Regions from separate parts of the Homo sapiens genome. Here region 2 is linked to region 1. The links are chromatin loops, found by intact Hi-C in ENCODE. Cell type or tissue: ascending aorta. All regions are shown on one strand. Each heading gives the region's core, and the rest is flanking DNA. Links, peaks and the distances in the headings are about the cores only.

Region 1 (8,955 bases), core at 4,076-6,575:
TAGAAGAATAAGCATTTGTTTGAACAAGCATACAGGCGATGGAGGAGAGAGGACATGCAGTTGGGTGTGTGTGTGTGTTGGGGTGTGTGCGTGTTGGGGTGTGTGTGTGTTGGGGCGTGTGTGTGTGTGTTGGGGTGTGTGTGTCGCCCCACACCAGGGCTGCGTGTCTGTGTGGTAATGTGCAAGTGTGCAGTGTGGTCTTGGTTGCTGTGGGGGAAGAGGTATTCAGTTGCACCCAACTTACTGTCCTTTGGCACTGTCTGTGCGTGCACACCCTTGTCTTTGCTGGGGCTCCCAAGCTGGAAGCTCCCGCTGCCTTAGCTGCTTCCTTCTGGAAATCAATCTACTTCCCCTTCCAAAACATCTGAAGGAGGGGGACAGTGCCCTCTAGTGGGAACGCATGGGCAGCTGCAGCTTCCTCAGCCCAAGCCTCAGCCCCACTCCACCCAAGTCTGGAAGTCCTCTCTGAAGCACTTCCTGGGGAATGCAAAGGAGGAGGCCCCTGCCCTCTGAGAGCTCAAGATCTGGCAGGCAGGAAAAAGATACACACAGGACAGGACACACAGGTTCATGCAGGAGAAGCCTGAGGACAGCAGCTGAAGGTGGGGGAGTCTCTCCTCATCTCTGCAATGACTTATCTCTGGTTGCCCTGGGTGTTCCTGGCCTTCCTTGCTTCCTGTTCCTGCACATGGTCTCTTGGTCCTGCTCTTTTGCTCTCGGTCATTACTCATAGCTGTAGGGCCTTGAGCAGAACTGGACCCTTTAGTCTATTCCCTGGGTGGGCACTAACAGCACCCTGTGGAGTCGGGAGGATTCTTGGAGGAGGTAACATGTGAGTAGGATCTTGAAAAATGAGTAGGAATTCTCCAGATGGAGTCCAGGGAAGGCACAGGACTGTGGATGAGCCTCGTGTGTCTGGGGACAGGTGGTGGTGGCTGGATGCTGGCCTGAGGTGGAGGGTACATTGCTTTCAGCTTTTTTTTTTTTTTTTTTGAGACGGAGTCTTGCTCTGTCCCCCAGGCTGGAGTGCAGTGGCTCAGTCTCGGCTCACTGCAAGCTCCACCTCCTGGGTTCACACCATTCTCCTGCCTCAGCCTCCCGAGTAGCTGGGACCACAGGCGCCTGCCAGCACACCTGGCTAAATTTTTTTGGTTTTTTTTTTTTGTATTTTTAGTAGAGACAGGGTTTCACTGTGTTAGCCAGGATGGTCTCGATCTCCTGACCTCTTGATCTGTCCACCTCGACCTCCCAAAGTGCTGGGATTACAGGCGTGAGCCACCACGCCTGGCTGCTTTCAGCTTTGTGGGGCTACAAGAGAGGACTAAATTTTGCCAGGAGGCAGTGGGGAGTGAGAGAAGGTCTTTACTTTTTTGAGATGGAGCCTTGTTCTGTCGCCCAGGCTGGAGTGCAGTGGTGCGATCTCGGCTCACTGCAACCTCCGCCTCCCGGGTTCAAGCGATTCTTCTGCCTCAACCTCCCAAGCAGCTGGAACTACAGGTGCGTGCCACCATACCTGGCTAGAGAAGGTCTTTAAGCAGAAGAATGGTCAGAGTCACACAACTCGAACTAAAGGTGGGGAGAAACTGCAGGGAGGCAGGGAGACCAGTTGAGAGGCTGTTGTTTAGGCAAAAGAGGAGGGCAGTGGCAGAAAGAGGAGGACAGTGGCTGTTGTTTAGGCCAGTCTGAGGGCAGTGGCAGAAGGATGGAGAGGGGCTAGAGCTCAAGACTCTGCTTCTGAGGCCTCTTTGTCCCTGGCAGCAAAGCTGAGGCCAAAGGTTCCACATCACTCAGTTCTGCTAGAACCTGACACCCTGCCTCACATCCCCAACACACTCTAGGGTCTCTGCAAATGGAGAAGGGAAGATGGTGGGAGCAGGGAGGGAGAAGAGAGGAGGAGGAAGGGGAACATGGCCTGGGGCTAGGGGATGCTTAAGGAATGGGGAGGCCCAAGCAGACCCACCTAGCCCCGGTCTAGCCCCACTGCTCCTCCTCTGGCCCTGCAGAGAAAGCATTAATCTGCTATACCTCCCTCCCCCGCTTCCCCTCCTCCCCTCGGGTCACCTTCTTGGCCCTGGAGACTTGGCTGATGGCTCAAGTTCCTCAACCAGTGGCCCTGAGTAATCAGAACACACAGAGGGGCCAGGGGCCTGGGGGCAGGGAATGGTAAATTAGCGGTAGGGGAGCCTCAGAGACTGAGGCCGGGAGTCTGCAAGGCTGAGGGTTTTGGTGGGAACCCCAAGTTGGTTCCCAATACTCTCTACCTGACCCAGGTCCCCCTGCCCCACCCCCAGCACTGATCTCAATTTCTTCCACCCACCAGAGAATTCCTCGAACAAACTAAACTGTTCGGGGGGCGGGGGGCAGGCCAAAAAGGGTAGTGGTGATCTGCCAGGAAGCTTTCCCACTGCAGGAGACAGGGTCCCTCCCCCTAGTGCCGGGAACTGGTCAGAAATGAGTCTGTGGTCAGTGAGAGACTGCTGCTAATGGAACCTGGGCTGGCCCACAAGCCACAGGAGGGGTAGGGGAGAGGAAAGGAACCAAAATACATCTCAGCATAGGTGGGTAGGACGAGGGCTGGTAATGCTGTCCTGAAATAGAGCTGGGGCCAGGGAGGGAGGGGAAGAGAAACAGGGTCGGGGACTGGAATTGGAGGTCTGAGAGAGTACCTGGTGGTGGGGCACGGAGGGGCTCAGGTATCCCAGAGGAATAACTGGACGAGGGAGAATAAGGGAGAGGACCCAGAATTGGGATGGGGACACTGAGGGATATGCTGAGGAACAGATTGGAGGATGACAGAGAGCATGAGTGTGTGTTGTGTGTGTCCTGGGGGGGTAGGGACTGTGGTCGCTGTGATCATCATGGCAGTGGGTGCAAAGGATGGTGCTAGGTCCCGTCTCACCTGGGAGGGGTGGGTTCCAGGAATCCCAGCCCTAGGCTTTTCCAGGGTTTCCACTCTGTCCTAAACCCTCTCTGTGCTGCCGGAGCTGGTGACAGGAAAGGGGCTCCAGCCCCCTGCTCTCCATCAGCCTCCCTTTCCCACTGCCATCAATTATTCATCAGCCCAGACACCCGCCCTCCCTGGCAGGGCAGGCTGGTCCTCCTCCCATGCCCCGCCCCAGCCACACTGCCACAGAGGCCCTGGTGAGGAAGGACGGCCAGCTGGGCTGAGATACCTGGCTGACGGGCTGGGTGGCTGGCTCTGCCGGACTCTGCCTGGAGTCACATCGCCTTCCCCTCTGGCACCTTCCCCCTTCCTCCTGCAAATCCCTGGCACCAGGAAGCCCCTGGAGAAAATGCCCATCCAGATCTTCTGCTCCATGTCATTCTCCTCTGGAGAGGAAGCCCCAGGGCCCTTGGGAGATATTTGGGGTCCCCACCACCATCAGCAGCAGCAGGACATCTCAGAATCGGAAGAGGAGGAAGAAGAGAAGGAAAAGGAGGCAGTGAGGAAGGAGGCCAGTGAGGGGCATTCACCCATGGACTTGGTGGCCTTTGCCAACAGCTGCACCCTCCATGGCACCAACCACATTTTTGTGGAGGGGGGTCCAGGGCCAAGGCAGGTGCTGTGGGCGGTGGCCTTTGTCCTGGCACTGGGTGCCTTCCTGTGCCAGGTAGGGGACCGCGTTGCTTATTACCTCAGCTACCCACACGTGACCCTTCTAAACGAAGTGGCCACCACGGAGCTGGCCTTCCCGGCAGTCACCCTCTGCAACACTAATGCTGTGCGGCTGTCCCAGCTCAGCTACCCTGACTTGCTTTATTTGGCCCCCATGCTGGGACTGGATGAAAGTGATGACCCCGGGGTGCCCCTCGCTCCACCGGGCCCTGAGGCCTTCTCTGGGGAGCCCTTTAACCTGCACCGCTTCTACAATCGCTCCTGCCACCGGCTGGAGGACATGCTGCTCTATTGCTCCTACCAAGGGGGACCCTGCGGCCCTCACAACTTCTCAGTGGTGAGTGGAGCCCCATGCCTGCCACAGTACCCCAAGAGTGTCTGCCATGGCTGTCCCTGACTGTCACCTCCTGGGGTTGGGGCTGGGGCTGGGGCTGGGGCTGATGACTGTGCTGCCCCCTACCTCATCTGGCTGACACAGGCCAGAGCTCACCCAGGAGTCCGGGGCCTGGAGCTGGGCTGGTATTCCCAGGTCCACACCAGTGCTGCTTTTCCTGTTAGAATCTTGAAACACGTCTGTCTTAGTTGGTATTTTGCTGCTGCCTCCCAACATGTCCTCCAGCTTTACCTGCCCTTCTCAAGACTTCCTCATGGTCCAGCAGGGCCCGGGACCTTGCTCCATCTGTGAGGTCAACCTTTGATCTGTTGGTGGACGCCAGTGCCTGGCCAGTTGTTCACTATTTTGACTAGCACCCATGGACTGAAGCTGGGGTGGGTGCTGCCTGGTCTCTGGTGGTACAAGAGAAGGGAGTGAAAGGGTGACAGTAGAGGGGTGGGGATATCCCCCAACCCCACCCCACCATGGCCCTTGTCAGCATCTCCTGCAGCAGGGACTTCATTGCATCTTCACTTGGTCTTCCTGTGCCCTCCTATGGACGCCCCACCCCCACCAGCTCTGTGTGTGTGTGTGTGTGTGTGTGTGTGTGTGTGTGTGTGTGTGTGTCTGAGGGTAAATAACAGGTCTCTAAATCATATCCCTCTCCCCAGCTTTAAGTGGCCAGGGACCCTCTTCCTAGGGGAAGCTCTCACTGGGAACTGTCCTTCTGCTTGGCCCCCCACCCAGGGGTCCAGGGCTTTCCCTGCTGGGGGGCCACCTGGTACCCCACTGTCTCTCCTAAGTTCATCTTCCAGGTCTGTCTGGCCTGACTGCTCTCCTGCCCCACCAGCTCCCAGATGCCAGGCCTTCCCTGCCCCACACACCCATCCCTCAGTCCTCCACCCCCTCCCTAGCGTAGGGGCAGGGGGTGTCATCATACCCGTGCATCATGGGATGACTGCAGGCATACAGGGGCCTGGGGGTTTGGGCCACTGGGCCTCAGGCCAGGAGCCATAGGAATGTGTCTACCTCTGGGCCCGAGAGTAGAGCAGACAGTTCTCACCCAGGCCCACCAGGTGGCAGCAGCAATCCACTGTACAGCAGCCCTGTCCTCTGAACCGGCGCAAGACAGGGCTGCTAGCCGGCCTCAGACACCTCTAATCCCATACAACTCCGGATGGAGTGTAGGCATGGGCATATGTCCAGCCTGGAGCCTGTGGCTGGGTGCCGCAAGACCTGGTCATGGGGCTGGGGACTAGGAGCCCTTGGAGTTCTCTCTTTGCCTCATCTCTGGACCTCACCCACAAAGTGGGGAGAGCAGTATGTCTCCTCTTCTGGAGGTCAATGGAGGAGGCTGTTCTAGGAAGGGGGAAGGGGGCAAAGACCGTATTCCCTAGTAACCTACTGCCATTGCTGCTCCAGTCTGGCCTGAAACTCTTTTGTCTCTCCCCTGCTCTGGGCTGTATTGACTCACCTTATGACCTGTTTTGTGGACTTTGTCACCATCCAGCAGTAGTAAAAGCACAGCCACCCCAACTTGGGGACATTCAAGGAGGCTGTGGGGAAAAGGCCAAGGATAACTGGTTTACTTTTCTCTTTGCAGCTTTTTAATCAGCACTGTGACCAGGGCTGCACTGGGGCATGGAGTGGGGAGAAGACTGGGGAGACAGCCCCTGGGGCTGAGATATCTTCTGAGGCCCTCCTAGTTTTGCAAAAGCATTAACGCACACACCATGCCCTGGGGGCTCAGTCCCAAGTGCTGGAAGAAGAGGTGCTGGTGCTTGGTTGAGTGTGGTCCTTGGCATGGCAACTGGGTCTACTTTCAGGTTCTGCTGATAATGGGATAATGGAATAATGATGGACCCAAGGGGCTAGGGGCTGAATGAAACCAAAAAACTGAGTTTGGCTGGGCACGGTGGCTCATGCCTGTAATCCCAACACTTTGGGAGGCTGAGGCAGGTGGATCACCTGAGGTCAGGAGTTTGAGACCAGCCTGGCCAACAGGGTGAAACCCCATCTCTACTAAAAATACAAAAATTAGCCGGGTGTGATGTTGTGCACTTGTAATCCCAGCTACTTGGGAGGCTGAGGCAGGAGAATCACTTGAGCCCAGGAGGCGGAAGTTGCAGTGAGCTGAGATCGCACCACTGCACTCCAGCCTGGGCAACAGAGCAAGACTCCATCCCAAAAAAAAAAAACTGAGTTTGGGTCTTGGGGAAAGCAGAATTTCAGATTCCCAGAGTGAAATCTAGGAGAAGAGAAGATATGTCTTGGAGGGCCTCAGGAGCTTGGGCCTGAGGAAAGTGTCCCAAGGAGGGGCCGTGTTAGGATCCTGGTGATGAAAATGTATATGTCAGGGTCCTGGCAGGAAAAAGACAGCTACTTGATGATTTAATTGAAGACTTTAACAAAGGGACTGCTGACAGAGCTGGGGGCAGGGTTAAGGAAACCAATAAGGGGGACTGAGGCAGTGAGCAGTACTAGGAAATCGTTATCACTTCTAGGCTGAAGAAGCACAAAAGAAGACAGTGCTCTGTAGGGAGCCCTGGCAGGATCTGTAATCATGGAGGGCCTAAGGCACTACTAGAGCTACAGAGGGGCGAGGGCTGGGGAAGGATTCATACCCCAATCTTTCCTCCTGCCTTCTGAGCCATTACCAATACCTCCCAACTGTCAACCCCAACTAGAAGCCCATGCAGGTGGCAAAGGAGCTCAGGCGATGCACCCTACCAGGAACAGTTTTCCAGGGCACACAGAGGGCAAGAAAGGGTGAGAAACAGGTGGGAGAGGGGAGCAAATGGAGAATGGGCTGCACGGGAGGAACCATTCCCAAAGGGTGTTGAGATTCCAACAGCTGGGGTGGCTAGGAACAGCCCTTGGTGAGTAGAGGGTGCTGGCAGGACTCTTAGGCTCTCCACTCTGCCCTCGCCAGGTCTTCACACGCTATGGAAAGTGCTACACGTTCAACTCGGGCCGAGATGGGCGGCCGCGGCTGAAGACCATGAAGGGTGGGACGGGCAATGGGCTGGAAATCATGCTGGACATCCAGCAGGACGAGTACCTGCCTGTGTGGGGGGAGACTGGTACGTCACCCACTTCAGGGGCCCCTCTGCATGGCTCTAGGCCCCAGCCTCTGCCAGGGGATTCCTGGGCTTCACTGTGAGACCTGGGCAGGGCCCGGGCTTTCCCCTCTCCCTCCAGCATCTCACCATCTCTATCACTGACTCTACCTGACTTCCACACTCACATCTCTCTGGCTCCCACTTCCTGGTTCAGTTACTCTCCAAGGTAACCAGCCATCCTCTTCCATCAACGCCGCCGCCACTCTATAAATAACTCCCTCTCTTCTCGGGCTGCCTGCCTGTCTGGTCTCGGGGGGCCTTGGGGCAGAGAGAGATGGGGGAAAAGGGAAAAAGGGAGTGGGAGAAATGGAGAGCATCTGAAACAGTGACACTCTGGGAGAAAGTATTTGAAACATCAAGATGCAGAGCAGAAGCCAGGTAAGAAAAGAAGTGTGTAGGATACAGGGGTCATCGGAGCAGCTCAGAGCTGGTAAACCCAGAAGGAGGCTAGGGGGTGGGCTAGGACCCTATAGACTTCCCCCACCCCAGCCCCAGTGCACCCTATGCTTATTTCCAGGAGAGGTAGGATGCCCCCAGGTCTGAGGGGTGTTAGGGAGTCAGGAGCCCTCCCAACCCACACACTCCTCATTCCCCTAGACGAGACGTCCTTCGAAGCAGGCATCAAAGTGCAGATCCATAGTCAGGATGAACCTCCTTTCATCGACCAGCTGGGCTTTGGCGTGGCCCCAGGCTTCCAGACCTTTGTGGCCTGCCAGGAGCAGCGGGTGAGAGGGCCATGGGAGGCTGGTCCTGGGGTGGGGTATTGAGGGGTCCAGATGGAGTGGTGGGCAATCAGTAATGGGAAGGACAGGTGAGCAAGGACCTGGGTGGTAATCTGGCTAGTCAGAAGCATGAGTGATCGAATGAACAAGAATGCTCTGTAAACTCTGAGACCTTTGGAGGCTGCAGAGGGAGAGGGGAGCAGAACTCCAGAGATCTGCATCTTGTCAGAGGAGTCCATCAAGCTGATTTGGGGAGAAGTCCCCGCACTCCCCCAGCTCCCCGGCTCTCCCAGCAGCTCATCTACCTGCCCCCACCCTGGGGCACCTGCAAAGCTGTTACCATGGACTCGGATTTGGATTTCTTCGACTCCTACAGCATCACTGCCTGCCGCATCGACTGTGAGACGCGCTACCTGGTGGAGAACTGCAACTGCCGCATGGTGCACATGCCAGGTCAGGCCTGGGGCTCCGAGCATACTCCTGGGGTCCCTGGGCCTTTGCTGCCCTTCACTAGCTCCCCATCCATATCAATCTCCCAACCCCAGTTCCAGCCCACCCCATCCCACACCCACCTGGCTCATGTCTCTCTGACCTCAGTTCCCGCCTGCACCCCCAGGGATGGGTGGGAAGGGTCTAGAAGGTATGGACCTGGAGTGGGTCACTTCTGGGGCAGCATGGGGGCCTGCCAGTCCTCCCTTCCCATCTTCTCCCAGCTTACACCTTCTAGGCCTTTGGTACTACCACCATCACCAGACCCCTTGAATTCCCATCCTGCATCATTGTCTTTTCTCCTCTGTAGGGGATGCCCCATACTGTACTCCAGAGCAGTACAAGGAGTGTGCAGATCCTGCTCTGGGTGAGCGCCCCTGGCCTGGGGCAGTCTGGGGGAGGGAAAAGGTGCTGCCAGCCACGTGCGCAGGAGTTTCAGGTCACGCTCCCAGAAGCCTCACATAACTCCTGGACTGGGCTGCACCCTCTCTTGTGTCTGACATTAAAGCTGAGAATGGTCAGTCATGGTGGCTTACACCTGTAATCCCAGCACTTTGGGAGGCTGAGGTGGGCAAATTGCTTGAGCCCAGGAGTTCGAGACCAGCCTGGTTTCATGGTGAAACCCTGACTCTA
Region 2 (8,955 bases), core at 2,671-5,170, 560 kb after region 1:
AAACAAGAGCCATACCTTATCTGGTATTTAAGGGCCATGCTGTCTTTTAACAAATTAAAATTTATAAGATTAAAGATGAAAAATTCAGGTCCTCAAAACGCTCCGACTTTGAGAGGCATGAGAGAAATGAAGATACGGCAGATTCACACCTCCCATCTCTTGCTCATTCTGAGCTGTCTGCTCTTTGAAAGGAATGGCCCACAGAACATCTTTCAGTAGTTGGAGGCTACTGTGGCCAAGTATAAAGCTTCCCACATGTCTCAATTAGCAGACTTCCAGGGAGAAGTGGCCAGGAAATTGACTCTTTCTTTTGGCGTGGCCGAAAGAATTGAAGTTTCAGACCACACGCATTCTAACTTCTCTGTAAATTAGTCACTCTTGGCCACTCTTGTAGTTGCAGGAAAATGGAAGATTTTGTGTAGAAAGGCAATTTCCCTGTGCTGGTCCTGTGGTCTAATCTTTAAGATACTTTGGATACAAGTAACTGATAATTCCAGCTAGCTTTAATAGAAAAAGAGTTCATTCTAAACTTACAGGGGTTACTGACAAATCTAAGGACAGTATGTATTTACTGAGTGCCTACTGTGTTCCAAATACTGTTTCGACACCAAGGAGACAGCATGGGACAAGACACTGCCCAGAACCTACCTGGCTTGCTCCGTCACTCTACTTAGGGGTTTGTTCAATTAGGGAAGTCCTGGAGAGGCCCTCCTTGACCAGCCCTATAAATAGTCCCCACTTCCATTATCTGAGTTGCATTTTAAAAGAGCTGTCTTTGGCCATCCCATAGATTGTGGCCTGTTTGTGTGTCTTATTCACCTACTGGAGGAACATTATTTTTTATTTTTTTTTATTCTTCATGTCCCCAGTTTCTAGCATTAGTGCCTGATATATAGTAGATGTTCTATAAATGTTTGCACAACTAAAAAGAAAGAGCATTTAGAATTTCTGGCATTTTCTTGAGTAAACATCTATGAAGATAAAAGTGTTAGGTAATACAAGAAGCAGGGCACTCTACACATTATAGAGTGGTCTCTTGTAGATTGATCCTGGCAACTTGTTTCCACCCTCAATAGATCTTTTAATATAGACCTACTAAAACCTCAAGAGGCTGTGCAGAGTATATCAATTCTCAAATGATATTCTAGCATTTCTTTAATTTTTAAATGAAGTTGGTACATCTATTTTAAATAGTACTACAAGATTTATAACAACAGAAATGAGCAGAAAGAAAAGGAGAGGCAGGATACTGCTCATTCTGTTTTGTCTTACTGTATTTGAGATTATTTGTGACGTTTGTGTGTTTGATTTTCTTCATCCTGTGACTTACTTCGTCTTTCACTTCATTTTTGAAGTGAATTGTGTTTATCTCCTGCTTCAGAATAAGATCTTACCTTTCACATTTTCTTTCTTGACCTATATGTTTCTGCATTGTTTTTCCCCCAGATTCCTGCCTACTTATTTTTTAGGGATAAATAATAAGTTTATGAAGATAGTTATTAATATTTGTTGATGTTCTTTAGCTTGCCTTGATAAGAAGTTCTGGTCACCCAAAGGTTTTTCCCAAACGTGGCTTCCTTTTGTGATTGCTGCTTGCTGTGCTGAGTGGCAGTCCCCGGTGTTCCAGTTCCTATAAGTACACTGCACTTGGCAGCTGCTTCGTGCTCCTTTCATCGCAGTTCTTCTAGGTTCAGTCCTGCCTTTGAAGTTGTTCAAGGGTGCGAGTGTGACCAAGTTAAAATGAAACAAAGGAAAACCCTTGTGTTTTATTCTCTCTCTCAAGCCTCTAATAATGCCTCCTGGAGTAGTCTGTAACCCTATTTTCCTTAATGTCCTTGTGTAAGTATATGAAGATAATGAGAGGCACACATTTTTGCATACAACTTATATGAATTGGAGATACACAAATAAGCAGGATTTTTAGGTAAACTTTAAATGGCTATCTCAACATTTTTGTGTTTATTTTTTCCGAGCAACTACTATTATTGGTGGAGGTGAGGAGACAGACAAGATCTTAATTATTTATTTTAATTAAAATACTAAATGCTTGCAATATGAAAGACCAAGGACCAGTTACTATAGGAGATACAAGATGCTTAAGACCAGCCTCTGACCTCAAGTTATTTACACTATAGCAGGAGAGATGACAGTTACACAAATGAGGATCATAAAAGAGAGTAGAATAAGTACTGTAAGAGAGCTCTAAACAAAGTAGCGTGGAAATTCAAAGGGACGTGAACTTAAAACCAGTTTTTGAAATCAGGAACAGCATTTTGGAATGCCACAGAACATTTCCAATTGTAAATACTCGGTAGGCAATGTGCCTCTGTGTATGTATGTATGCATAGGGTTTGAGGAGTGGAATCTATTTTGTTTTATGTGTCTCATTTTGATTTAAAAGTTCCTTCCCAAATGAGGCTCATAGCATAATGGAAAGAACATAGAATCTTTTTTCCAATCCCCATTCTGCTTTCATTTGTTTGGTTTGGATGGTATTGGAATCACTATGAATTGGAGCACACATTGCAATTATATCTGCCCCCGTATATCTCATCAGAAGGAAGTCCAGTATTTTCCTCTTGGGGCTTCTTTTTCCTCCTAAATTGTCTGAGAACCCTCAGGGATTATATAGGCAGTGCAAAAGGAGAGGTAGTAGATCCAGCTTTCACACCCAAAGGGGAAAGATCCCCACAGTCTGCTGTTTGCTTTCCATCATCTCACAGGGTGCTGCTGAATAACTGGTCCTCACTGTGTGACCAGCCAGTAATGCTGAGCCTGTTCCCTGCATCGGCTACTCTGATGCATCATGGAGGAGGAGCCAGGTACTCTACTTGGACTCCCGGAGCAGAGCTCCTGGTGTTGGCTCTTTTAGCCTCATGCACTGTCATTTTCCTGATGTCAAGTGGCCAAGGAAGCTCTGGGTCAGGATCTGTTCAGACACCTACCACTTTACAGACCTGGAGCTCCCAACCCGCTCTCCTTACAGAGTCTACCCCTGGAAAACAGGCAGGTGGCCCCTTTTCCAGACTCCAGACACTAGCACTCTCGTTCCTCTCTTGCCTTCTCTAGGCGGTGAGGTTAATCACCGACCCTTCAAAGGAAGACTGTCCTCAATTACTCACAGCTGCTCTAGCCTCTCAATCAAGAGGCTAGATTGATTGAGCCTTCTTGGATGGGGTGGGAGTGAGGGCCCTATAATGATTCAAGGTGATTATTGGTTCCCTCTCACTGTGGAAAAATCTGTAACGGGCATCCTGCTTCATTAATAGTATCTATCACATGGTGCTGTTGTGAAGACATAATGAGATGGTAATAGGCAAGAGCCATGGAAATATTATTATCATTGATATTCTGTCATTTCCTGTAAATCCCTTCAAAGGCTGCCCACTCGGCTTAGGACAAGTGACCTGATGCCACTTTTCTAGTCCAGTCTCATTTTGTAACACTCTACCCTTTTGCTGTATCTTTAGCCTCACTGGTCTTAGACTTGCCAAGGCTTTTCTCCCTCACTGGGCTTCTACAAACACCATGCTTTTGAATAAAGTGGCTTTTCCTTCTCTCTGCCTAGTTAAGTTTTGCATCACTGTCTCCTTTCAGCAGACATTCATCTTCCCTGAAACTCTAATACAAGTTAAATCCTTATTATGTGGGCTGGGAGACCCTTGTTCTTTTCCTCCTTAGCATGTATCACAAGGTCAAAGGTATACATATGGTGACCACTTGTTTAATGTGTTTCTTCTCTGGACACTAGCACCAAGAACAGTAGGCATGTCTGCTCTGTTCACCTCCCAGAAGTTGAACTATTAGGTTCCTTGGTTCTCAGAGCCCATCCTGTTTCACTCTGTTACTCTTGCAGGTGAGAATATCTGTTAAATCATAAGCAGAATTAAAAGATAACATGTGGAGGCTGGTGGCTTCCTTCCATCTTCCTGAGTGGAAATGTGTAGTTTTTTGCTACTAAATACCATTTTTTTCAGATTATCATCCTTACCATATTCAAACAATAGAAACATATTAGACTCTGATGTATTTTTCTGCCAAGGAACAATAACTTACATACATATTGATCATTGAGAAGGAAGGCTTTATGTTTTTGAACCTAAAATGTGTACTTTTTATTGTTACTAAACCTTTTAACATCATCACTATTTAAACATAATGGTGACCTCTAGTGGATATTCTGCATAACAGACTGAAAGATCAGAAACCCCCGAACTGAAGCTCTTGCTTTGTAATAATCAGCAAGTTGTCTTTTTCTTCGGATCTCTGTTTTATTTTGTGCTAGAATTTAGAAGTCATAAAGAAGACTTAATTTGTGAGTCTGGCAGCTTCCATTCCAGCACGTATTTGTATTGTCTTTTAGAATTTGGTTTTATGCGTAATTCATCCTATAAGCAGAACAATGAAATTGTAAAGAAATAGAGTACCTCAATCCAAATACCTTTGGGATTTTTATGTCCCACCTGACCCTTATAATTGTATATAAATAGTTTTTACATACAGTTATAATTATATTGTGTACATAATATTTTGTGTTCTTTTATCACTTGGCATTACTTTATTTGGACTGAAGTATCTGCATAGTCTACATATTTTTCATTTGTAATGGCATATAGTATCTCATTATGTTGATACATGTAGTTAAGTTTCATCTTTGCTTTTAGCTTTTCTTTACCATGGCAGTGAAACTGTGTATATCTTATTCAAAACACAGGAATCTGTATTTTAGCACCCCAGGTAATTTCTGAGATCTAGTTGGAGTGTGAAACCATGGTCAGGGAATGATTCACCTTGAGGCAGCATCTTGCCTGCCCAGCTGACATTACATATGCTGTTAAATAATGTCCTGCTGTCCTCCCATGCCCCCATACTCCTTCCCACCTCTTTTTGATGAGGCCTGAGGTATGGGTTGAGTAGCCCTTATCTGAAATGCTTGGGACTAGAAGTGTTTCAGATTTTTTTTTTTTGGAATATTTACATTATATACCAGTTGACCATCTGAAATCTGAAAATTGGCAATTAGAAATGTTTCAAGGAACATTCCTGTGAGCATTAGACAGGAGCTCAAAAAGTTTCGGATTTGGGTATTTGGGGTGTTCAACCTGTATGTTGTTTTCTGCCCCCATTCGTGATAAATCACTGCCCTTGCAAGTGAGCCAAGGTGGGAATAAGTCTCCACAATTTTTTTTTTTTTTTTTGAGACAGAGTCTTGCTCTGTCACTCAGGCTGGAGTGCAGTGGCACGATCTTGGCTCACTGCAACCTCTGCCTCCAGGTTCAAGTGATTCTCCTGCCTCAGCCTCCCCAAGTAGCTGAGACTACAGGCGTGAATTTGGGCAGGGCTAATTTTGGTGATTATTTTGCTCTATATGGTTGCCAACTGAGGTCATTCAGTGGTTGTCTTCCCCCTCACCTAGTAGATGGGCTGCTCTGGACAGTCCAAGATGGCTCATTCACATGTTTGATGCCTTGACAGGGCAGGTGGATGGCTGGGCTCAGCCGGAACTATTGACTAGAGCCTCAACACATGGCCTTTCCAGCATGCTACCTGCTTTTTTTTTTCTTTTTAAATGATATAACATTGTCATTATGAATCTCAGTTCCTGTAATACTCTGATGCTATCAGTCTTTACTGGGCTGTGTGGCACTGTTGCTTGTACTCCCCAGACCGCTGCTTTGAGTCTTTTTTTTTTTTCCTTAATTTTTTTGCTTTATAGGCTGATTCTCAGCTGGGATCTGGAGCAGTACATTTGCTGTGTAGGTGACATCTTAATATATTAGGCATTTAATTTGCTATGTGTAAGCTGCCTTGCTGGGCATAACCGGGTGCTATTTCAGAAACTTAAGCCTTAAGGAAATCCTGCAATATGTGACAACATGGATGAACCTGGAGGACATTATGCTGAGGAAAATAAAGCAGTCACAGAAGAACAAATACTGCATGATTCCACTTATATGGGACATCTAAGAGAGTCAAGCTCATAAAAGCAGAGAGTAGAATGGTGGTTGCCAGGGCATATAGGGAGCAGGAAATGAGGCATTGCTGTTCTGCAGGTATAAAGTTTCAGTTATGCAAGATTAGTAAGTTCTGCTTTATAACATCGTGCCTTATTAATACTAATAAGATATTAATACTACTGTATTTTACACTCAAAATTTTGTTAACGTACATCTCGTTAAGTTTTTTTATTGTAATTTTTTTTAAGAAACAGATTTGGAATTAATCATTTGAGATAAAAAGGCAGGAAAACATCAGAACTTAGTGTTTTTCTGTTTATTTACCCCATCCCCATATTCTTGATAAGACAGTACATTTTGGGAGGGGAGAGTATGGGGACAGGGTAGGGTCAGTGATGAGTCCAGTTGGAAGAGGGGCTAATAGACTTGACTTGAAGCTGTGCTGCATAATCACCCTGTTTTTGCTTGTATTATGTTTATCTGGAGTGACTGACGGTATGGTAGCTAAGGCTCCCCAAGCTATTCGTTGTCTCACTGTTTAGGATTGGGGATCATATGCAGTCAACTCCCCATCAGTACTGCCTCTCCTTGGAGTCTCTGGAATGGCCTTTTAATTTACATTTGTCTTCTTGCTATTCCTCTCCTATCAACCTGTTGACATTTAAGGCTCTAAGATGATATTTTTTAGTTTGGATGTCTTTGCATCATATTTATGTATTTATATTGAAACTCTAACCCTTTACTGTAGATGGGGTAATAGTACCTAGCTCAGAGTATTGTGAGAATGCTTAAAGTGCTTTAGAAAATGTTAGCTATTACTGTTACTGGATAACCATCTTTTAAACTTCCTTTTTTAGAAACTGATTCAGCAGTACAGAAAGAACTTAGAAACCAGACACCTGCTCCATCTGCAGCTCAAACTTCTGCTCCCTCTAAGTACCACCGAACTCGATCTGGGGGAGCCAGGGATGAACGATATCGATCAGGTGAGGAGAAGCTGCAGAATGGCCAGCTGAATCGTTTTCCTAACAGTAGTATGAACTGTGTATCCTGAGAGCTTCTAATACTTGTCTTTTTTTTCCCTATGAGGCACCAACAGTTTTATATTAACTCATTCACCAATCATTTATTTTGTACCCTACTATGTATCAGGTATAGTAGGTACTCAATAATTTGCTGGAAATGGAACAGCACATAAGACTGTTTCCGGCTGGGCGATGTGGCTCACGCCTGTAACCCCAGCACTTTGGGAGGCTGAGGCGGGCAGATCACTTGAGGTCAGGAGTTTGAGACCAGCCAGGCCAACATGGTGAAACCTCGTCTGTACTAAAAATACAAAAATTAGCTGGGCATGGTGGTGGGCACCTGTAATCCCAGCTACTCAGGAGGCTGAGACAGGAGAATCACTTGAACCTGGGAGGTGGAGGTTGCAGTGAGCTGAGATCCCACCACTGCACTCCAGCCTGGGCAACAGTGAGACTGCATCTCAAAAAAAATAAAGACTGTTTCTGCCCTTAAGGAATGTAACAGTTTAAGAAGAGAACCAGACAAGCATACAAGCACAAAGGCCATGTGAATAAATAAGTAAATAAGAAAGTGAAGGGTTGGGTCTTGTGGGTGGTACTAGGAGACCTCAGTGGATTCTATTGGAAGAGGCAGGCCCTTCTGTGTTTGCCAGAGTTGTTGCATAACTAGTCTCTCTTAATTGATGGAGCTGAAAGAAAACTCACAATGAAATTTCAAATTAGTTATTTCTTCTAACCCAAGAAGTACCCACAGGAAGGGAAGGAGCAAGGTGTGCCTGCATGGCAGCGGGAGCATGCTCCTGCTTGTACTGTGCTTGGGACCACCTGGCGGCCAGTACCAGGTGTGTGGCTTTGATAAGCAGAGGAACGACTGGTAGATCCCTAGAGCACGTGTGGTGCAGCAGGCCCTTCCCATGCCCACTTCCTGTCCGCTGCACCAAGAGTAGTCTCTGCAGCACATTTCTTGTTTTAAGAAGTGGCAGAATTAAGCAAAAAGACTAATGGGGATATTATTTATTTTCTTCAGATTTTTGTCTTCTTTGTACTGACCAAGGTTGCCTTAACATTTTCTTGAACTGAAAAACACAGTCTATATCACATCCTCTCAAAAACTGCTTTAGAGAAAATGAGAAAAGGACACAGTTGAAGAGCTACATCAGCTATTTTGTGAGCTGATTTTACTAGATACATATTTTCACACACAGAAGGAGAAAAGGATGAGAAATGTTCAGTCGGGAAAAAAAAAATAGAGGTTGTAATTTTATACCTAAACTGGTCTTGAGTGATAGGAGAGGCTTGCTCAGAGAACAAAGACATCCAAGCTGAGTCATGGCAGACAAACAAGAGTTAGCCAGGGAAATAGTGTTCAGAACTTAGAATGCAAGGGTCAGAAAGAGGTGGGAGATGAGGCTAGAAAGATTACCAGAGACCAGATCTTGTGGGATCTTGAATGTCACTGAAGGATTTTCAGCAGAGCAGTAACATCATCAGATTTGTATTTGTTCCAGTAGCTCACTCCAGCTGTAGACTGCAGTGCCTGGCACAGGGCCTTCCATATATAAGAGCTAAACAGATATTTTGCAGAAAGAAGGGAATAGAAGTATTTACTAGTAGGCCAGGGTGGTGGCTCACACCTGTAATCCTAGCACTTTGGGAGGCCAAGGTAGGTGGATCACTTGAGGTCAGGAGTTCGAGACCATCCTGGCTAACACAGTGAAACCCCATCTCTATTAAAAATACAAAAAAATTTAGCTGGATGTGGTGGCAGGCGCCTGTAGTCCCAGCTCCTCGGGAGGCTGAGGCAGGAGAATGGCGTGAACCTGGGAGGCAGAGCTTGCAGTGAGCCGAGATCGTGCCACTGCACTCCAGCCTGGGCGACTGAGCGAGACTCTGTCTCAAAAAAAAACAACAACACATCGTGGTTACTAGTTAAGGAATGGATCAGAGAAAGGGAGGGCTGGAAGTAGCAAAGC

Evidence for each region. Hi-C counts contacts between places; a loop is a spot of excess contacts. Peaks named below come from ENCODE experiments on the same cell type or tissue, not always from the same donor. Only the 100,000 strongest peaks of a DNase experiment are listed, where the experiment ranks them.
Region 2: it touches region 1 in a loop (5-fold over the local background); 4 of 110 quality-filtered maps call a loop at or near these places.

The regions. Positions count from the first base shown.
Region 1 is chr12:50,070,292-50,079,246 of GRCh38, forward strand. It overlaps ASIC1 (acid sensing ion channel subunit 1), which reads left to right. Exons shown (of 12, transcript NM_001095.4): 4 at 6,922-7,072; 5 at 7,709-7,836; 6 at 8,130-8,286; 7 at 8,633-8,689. Among named protein-coding and RNA genes, the nearest start is that of SMARCD1, 11 kb to the right of the region's middle. RefSeq lists enhancers at 4,778-5,047, 5,068-5,167, 5,298-5,347. In ascending aorta, for the core only: a CTCF peak has its summit at 5,062 (motif pointing right); a DNase peak (open chromatin) is centred at 5,060.
Region 2 is chr12:50,633,910-50,642,864 of GRCh38, forward strand. DIP2B (disco interacting protein 2 homolog B) reads left to right here. Exons shown (of 38, transcript NM_173602.3): 3 at 6,815-6,943. Among named protein-coding and RNA genes, the nearest start is that of ATF1, 130 kb to the right of the region's middle. RefSeq lists an enhancer at 6,773-6,822. In ascending aorta, for the core only: a CTCF peak has its summit at 4,187 (motif pointing left); no DNase peak of the experiment used is centred there.